Regions from separate parts of the Homo sapiens genome. Here region 1 is linked to region 2. Evidence: chromatin contacts called from ENCODE Hi-C or POLR2A ChIA-PET data. All regions are on one chromosome and are shown on one strand. Each heading gives the region's core, a stretch centred on a gene start or an enhancer-like site at or near the end of the contact. The rest is flanking DNA. Distances are from core to core; before and after follow the strand shown.

Region 1 (3,574 bases), core at 967-3,466, 300 kb before region 2:
AACATGGAGGAAACTTAAATGCCTATTACGAGGTGAAAGAAACCAATATGAAAAGGCTACATACTGTATGAGTCCAAACATATGATATTCTGGAAAGGGCAAAACTAGGTAAAAGGATGAGTGGTGGTGATGAGGAGAGAGGGATGAATAGGCAGAGCACAGAAGATTTTTAGGACAGTCAAACTATTCTGTACAATACCACAACAGTAGATACACGAGTATATATTTTTCCAAGCCCACAGCATGTACAACACCAGAAGTGAACCCTAACATAAACTACTGTCACTGAGTGATAATGGTATGTCAAGGTAGGTTCACCAGTTACAATAAATGTACCATTCTGGTACAGACTTTGAGAGTAGGGAAGGTTGTGCATGTGTGAGGACAGAGGGTATGTGGGAATTCTCTGTACTTTTGCTCAACTTTGCTGTGAACCTACAACTCCTGTAAAAACTACAGTTTATTAATTTCTCAAAAATGGACAAATGATATAAACAATTAAAAAAAGGAACTTAGATGTCCAATAATGATTTAAAAACATATTTAGCTTTGTAAACTAAAACAAAATACTGTCTTTTTCTCTTGGAAACAAAAACAACAAAACAGACCATAATCAAGTGTTAGTGAGGATTTGTGGCAACGGGTTTTCATACATTGCTAGTTGGAATATAAACTGGTATAACCAACTGGGAGACAATTTGACAGTACTCTGAAATGAATTATGTATATATTTAAAACAGCAATTTTACTTCTACTTCTAGGTGGATACTCGAGAGAAATTCTTGCACACACGTACAAAACTTAGTAAGAAAATACCTACGTGGTAATGGCAATAACATATACAGTTTATGGATATATACACACAGAGATACGTGTGTGTGTGTGTGTGTGTGTGTATGTGTGTGTCTGTGTATTTTACAGTACTGGATACACACTGAACTTATGATAGTAGTTGCTTTGTAAAGGGAAGTTAGGATAATGAGACTCAAGAATTTTACCAGTATTACTTTGACTTCAAGTCATATTTGTCATTTGACAAAATGACAAAATATCAACAATTATTAATTCCAGATAATGGGAATTTGGTATTCTTTGTATTTTTCTCTATTTTAATAATAATAATAAAAACCCTGTTTCACTTTAAAAAAAATTTCAAGGGCATTAGATCAAAAAGGCAATGTGAATCTACCTGTATCTCCCCTCCTACATCCCGAATCCCCTGAAATGACAGCAAAAGATATTTAAAAATTGTAGGCGGGGAGGGAAGATGAACATCCATAACAGTGCTAGGAGACAGGAAACTACAGTAAGAGGGTAAATAATGAGTGATTCTTGAAGACAGAAAAAAGTTGGTATTGGTTTAAGGGAAGCCACAGCCCAAACTAAACACAAGAAATGGGTGAGGATTCAGACTCCTCCAAGCTCCAAGCCTACAGGCATAAGCAGCAGGCAGGGCTCTGGGTTAAGAGGTAGGTAGTCTCAGCACCTCCATACTGTCCACAGGTCAGTGCTTGAGGCATTGTACAGGAGCAGCATTTGCCCACAGGCTCTAGCAGTGAGTGTGGGTGCTGACACCAGCAAGGAAGATTGGGTACTCTGGCGCTAGCCCAACTAAAATATTTTCAAATGTTTTCAGCAATATTTAAAACATTTGAAAATGTTGCAGCATTTGCTCTAAGAGTGAAGCAACCTAACTGATCATTAACAGGGAAATGTGGTTATAAATTATACTTGATCTTAGCCAAAAAGGCCAAGAAGTAATTGGATGTAAATTAATAGTACGTCTATACTCTGAATTACAGCTTAAAAGAATGTATAACACATAGAAAGATCTCTAAGACATTACTAAGTTTAAAAAATACATATAAAATGCTCCTATTTATTAAAAAAAATCCGATATGTATGGACAAATAAATGCATAGAAAATCACCAAACTGTCAAGAATGATTACTTAGGGGAAGGGGGAGCTTACTATGTATGTCTATATTCATTGATTCTTTTACAACAGAGTGTATTTATAAATTACTAGTATAATTTAAAAATTTAACATGAATAAAAAACTGCAGTACTTTATTTGGAATTAAAATATGAGAAGTCACTAAATGTATCTTTAACCAAGAATTTCTCAAATAGGAAAAAATACAGCAGAGTTCTGCACTAGTGGTAGTGACAGCAGTTCACATTTTCTCAGATGGTTGAATACTTCCTGTCATATGACATAACTGGGTCAGCCAAAGTAACCCACATCTCATTTCAGAATGCATAAATAGAAATACTACAGAGATGTTCAAATTGTAGACTGGTGAAGGAAGACAACACTCATAGTCATTTCCTTAGGAGCTGTGTCAGGCCTTCAATGGAGGAAGTGACACAATCTGCCTGAATCACTAAAATCAAATAGTGACTTATGTGAAGGAAACATTGCAAAGCCATGTATGTTCCCCTGAAAATAGTGCCTGTTCCTTTAACCTCTCCATAAAAATAAAGTATTAAATATCAGATACAATTCTAGTAAGGAAAGAATCTCTACTAGGTTCTTCCTGTTCCACCTTAACCCAGCATTTATCTTAATATAAAAACTTTAATGAAGTAGAAATTTCACACACATACATATATACAGATAGTTCAGCCCATGCCCCATCCCTTGGGATAAGCTATGTCAGTCATCGGTCATCTGTACATCACATAACTCGTATTTTAAGAAGAATTTATGTAATACTTACTAAAAGTCTTACAGATGTCAGAAACAGCTTTGAAGACTCTATCAGAGAAATTCACTTTCACCTTCACATACTTCATGTTGGGAAGCTGCAGGCGGAGCAGTTTGTGCTGAGGGGTGAACTGAAGCTTAGCATCTGCCTGAATACCATACTTATCTAAGGTCCAATGTGTCTTCAGAAGCCAAGTTCTCTTCTTTTCCCACCAGAGAGCATGGTCAGACCAATCTTTTTTTACATCTATAAAAAACAAACAATAAACAAATCACTTAAAAATCACCAAGGTGATTTTGAGAAATTAAAAGCAGAAAACTAGATAATTGGGTATTTAACAGCAATAATTAACTACTAAGTTACTGTTATGTGACAGGTACAAAAGAAACATTAACAGCTGAGAAAACACGCTCTGTCCTGAAAAGCCAGTACACAAGGCAGCTGAGGCAGAATATATAGGGCAACTAAGAATGTTTGAGTCAACTACAAAATGGGACACATGGATGACAGAGAAAGTACCCTCTTATTCTCAGAAAACAGAATCCTGAGGGCTAGAATAGGAAGGATTAATAAAGACAAGGAGTTGGTGGGCTTGGAACTCGTCCTATAGGAATGGACAATAACATTCTGATGAGAAACTGAACAGACTGTGGTTTATGAAGTTGCAGAAATGTGTGAAGGTGAATAATGGGTGGTGAAAAGATGGGGAACCAAAGTGAACAGAGACCAATATCCTAGGTGAAGAGGAGGAACAGGGAAAACACCCATGAGAAACACTATAACTTAAGAGAAAGCTCTAAAAATAAAAAAATAAAAAACTACATTCTGGCCACATGTGCTCTCCCAAATAGATCCCCGAAAAT
Region 2 (3,564 bases), core at 260-2,759:
AAAACTGTACTCAAGCCCCTTTCCAGGAAGTCTTCTCTTCTAGAGGCAGTGACTATTCCAATTTTCTTCCAACTAGTTTTGCCTGTTATAGAACTTTATATAAATTGAACTGTACAGTATATTCTCTTTCATGTAAGACTTCTTTTACTCAGCGTAATGTTTTTGAGATACATAGGTTGTATGTATCAGTACATTTTTTTTTTTTTTTTTTTTTTAAGATTCAGGGTCTCACTCTGTCGCCCAGGCTGGGGTGCAGTGGTGATCTTAAGTGTACCATGAGATTCACTAAATCATACTGTGTCCAAAATTGGTGGGTTCTTGGTCTCACTGACTTCCAGAATGAATCCGCGGACCCTCGCGGTGAGTGTTACAGTTCTTAAAGATGGTGTGTCTGGAGTTTGTTCCTTCTGATGTTCGGACGTGTTCGGAGTTTCTTCCTTCTGGTGGGTTCGTGGTCTCACTGGCTTCAGGAGTGAAGCTGCAGACCTCCGTGGTGAGTGTTACAGTGCTTAAGGCAGTGCGTCTGGAGTTGTTCATTCCTCCCGTCTGGAGTTGTTCATTCCTCCCAGTGGGCGCGTGGTCTTGCTGGCCTCAGGAGTGAAGCTGCAGACCTTTGCAGTGAGTGTTACAGCTCATAAAGGCAGTGTGGACCCAAAGCGTGAGAAGCAGCAAGATTTATTGCAAAGAGTGAAAGAACAAAGCTTCCACAGTGTGGAAGGGGACCTGAGCGGGTTGCCACTGCTGGCTGGGGCAGCCTGCTTTTATTCCCTTATCTGGCCCCATCCACATCCTGCTGATTGGTCAGTTTTACAGAGAGCTGATCGGTCCGTTTTACAGAGAGCTGATTGGTGCGTTTACAATCCCTGAGCTAGACACACATTGCTGATTGGTGTATTTACAATCCTCTAGCTAGATGTAAAAGTTCTCCAAGGCCCCACTAGATTAGCCAGACACAGAGCACTGATTGGTGTGTTTACAAACCTTGAGCTAGACACAGAGTGCTGATTGGTGCTTTTACAAACCTTGAGCTAGACACAGAGTGCTGATTGGTATATTTAAAATCCTTCAGCTAGACATAAAAGTTCTCTAAGTCCCCACCAGATTAGCTAGATACAGAGTGCTGATTGGTGCGTTTACAAATCTTGAGCTGGACACAGAGCACTGATTGGTGCACTTACAATCCTTTAGTTAGACACAAAAGTTCTCCAAGTCCCCACCAGATTAGCTAGATACAGAGTGCTGATTGGTGCATCTACAACCCCCCCTCTCCCACTAGACACAGAGTGCTGATTGGTGCATATACAATCCTCCCCTAGACATAAAAGTTCTCTCAAGTCCCCAACTGACTCAGGAGCCCAGCTGGCTTCCCCTAGTGAATCCTGTGCTGGGGACACGCTAGCAGAGCTGCCTGCCAGTCCCGCGCAGGCACGCCCACACCCCTCAGTCCTTGGGCAGTGGATGGGACCGGGCGCCTAGGAGCAGGGGGCGGCGCCGGTCGGGTAGGGTCGGGCTGGCGGGAGCCCGGGGCGGGGCTTGGGCATGGCTGGCTGCAGGTCCCCAGCCCTGCCACACGGGGAGGCGGCTGAGGCCCAGCAAGAATTCAAGCTCCGCGGGGGCAGGCCAGCAGTGCTGGGGGACCCGGCGCACCCTCCGCAGCTGCTGGCCCGGGTGCTAAACCCCTCACTGCCCGGGCCGGCGGTGCCGGCGGGCTGCTCTCAGTGCGGGACCTCGGAGCCTGCGCCCACCCGGAACTAGCCGCGTTCAGCCCTGGTTCCCGCCCCCGCCTCTCCCGCCACACCTCTCCACAAGCAGAGGGAGCTGGCTTCAGCCTCAGCCAGCACAGAGAGGGGCCCCCATAGCGCAGTGGCGGGCTGAAGGGCTCCTTGAGCATGGCCAGAGTGGACGCCAAGGCTGAGGAGGCGCCGAGAGCCAGTGAGGGCTGCTAGCATGTTGTCACCTCTCAATACATGTGAGTAACCTACACACCTATCAAGATATAGAACATTACCCCCACCCCGAAAAGTGTACCCAAGCCCCTTCCCAGGAAATAATCTCCTTTAGAGGCAATGACTATTCTGATTTTCTTCCAACTAGTTTTGCCTGTTATAGAACTTTATATCCATTGAACTGTACTCTTTCATGTAAGACTTCTTTTACTCAGCATAATGTTTTTGAGATACATAGGTTGTATGTATCAGTAATTTTTTTTTGTTTGCTTTTAGATTCAGGATCTCACTCTGTCACCCAGGCTGGGGGGCAGTGGTGCAGTCATAGCTCACTGCAGACTTGAGCTCCTGAGCTCAAGGAATTCTCCTGCCTCAGCCTTTCAAGTAGCTAGCACTGCTGGTATGCATCACGACCTCTGGCTAATTTTTTATGTTTTTCAGTAGAGACAGGGTTATTATTATTATTATTATTATTTTGTGACAGATTCTCACTCTGTTGCCCAGGCTGGAGTGTGGTGGCACGATCTTGGCTCACTGCAACCTCCGCCTCCTGGGTTCAAGTGATTCTCCTGCCTTAGTAGCTGGGACGACAGGCGTGTGCCATCACGCCAGCTAATTTTTGTATTTTTAGTAGAGACAGGGTTTCACTATGTTGGACAGGCTAGTCTCGAACTCCTGACCTCAGGTGATCTGCCCGCCTCGGCCTCCCAGAGTGCTAGGATTATAGGCGTGAGCCACCTCATCTGGCAGGGTCATTATTTTTTAAAAGTCTTTAAATTACCAAGTAATATTCCATTGTATAGATATACTAAATTCTAAAAATCCATTCTTCAGTTGAAGCACACCTGGGCTGTTTCCAGTTTCTGGCTATTGTGAACAAAGCTACTATGAATATTCCTGTGAAGGTCTTTTTGTTGATACACACACGCACACACTCAATTATATGACTGATATTTTTGGGTCATAGAATATTTACATTTAGTTTTTGTTTTTAAAAAAACTGCTGTACTTTTCCCCAAAATGATTATACCATTTACACTCCCACCAAAAATCTGTTGCTTCATATCTTCATCAATATTTGGTATTGTGTGAGTTTTAAATTGTAGACATTCTGGTGGATGTGTAATAGTGTTTCATTATGGTCTCATAAAATTTTGGTTTACTAGTCTTTCTCTGCAGACTTTGAACTTCCTGAAGACAGACATTTTATTCATATCTTCTGTACCTAATAATGTCTGATATAGAGTAGGGCTCAACAAATATTTGTTAAATTGAACTGATCTGAATTGAATCCTTCTGTACGTAGCAAATAAAAAAACCCACTTCTTTCCTCACTTTATCCCTTTAATCAAAAGGCAGGGTGAGGTTTTTTTTTTGTATTGCTTTGTTTTGTTTTTGAGACTGGGTCTCACTATGTCGCCCAGGCTGGAGTGCAGTGGTGCAATTATGGCTTACTGCAGCTTTGACCTCCTGGGCTCAAGTAATCGTCCCACCTCAGCCTCCTGAGTAGCTGGGACTACAGGTAAGTGCCACCATGCCTGGCTAATTAAAAAAATTTTTTTTTCAAAGACATGCTCTCGCTATGTTGCCCAGGCTGGTATTGAACTCCTGATCCCAA

Evidence for each region. Hi-C counts contacts between places; a loop is a spot of excess contacts on that map. ChIA-PET counts read pairs that join two places held with the same protein, here RNA polymerase II (POLR2A). Pooled maps may share reads with other maps.
Region 1: a pooled map shows a loop between it and region 2 (5-fold over the local background). The contact joins two enhancer-like sites. A Hi-C loop is called at or near these places in 6 of 50 pooled maps. POLR2A ChIA-PET finds 5 or more read pairs at or near these places in 2 of 52 experiments (activated CD4-positive, alpha-beta T cell and activated T-cell).

The regions. Positions count from the first base shown.
Region 1 is chr14:52,916,400-52,919,973 of GRCh38, forward strand. It overlaps FERMT2 (FERM domain containing kindlin 2), which reads right to left. Exons shown (of 15, transcript NM_006832.3): 3 at 2,724-2,957. The region is part of intron 2 of LOC105370500 (a long non-coding RNA gene); the gene reads left to right. Among named protein-coding and RNA genes, the nearest start is that of FERMT2, 33 kb to the right of the region's middle. RefSeq lists an enhancer at 2,220-2,329. Within about 2 kb of position 2,217, at least 8 of the 41 ENCODE cell types and tissues checked have a DNase peak (open chromatin) inside an H3K27ac peak, as active enhancers do.
Region 2 is chr14:53,216,087-53,219,650 of GRCh38, forward strand. All of the region lies in intron 5 of LOC105370502 (a long non-coding RNA gene), which reads left to right. Among named protein-coding and RNA genes, the nearest start is that of DDHD1-DT, 65 kb to the left of the region's middle. RefSeq lists a silencer at 1,405-1,824. Within about 2 kb of position 1,510, at least 21 of the 41 ENCODE cell types and tissues checked have a DNase peak (open chromatin) inside an H3K27ac peak, as active enhancers do.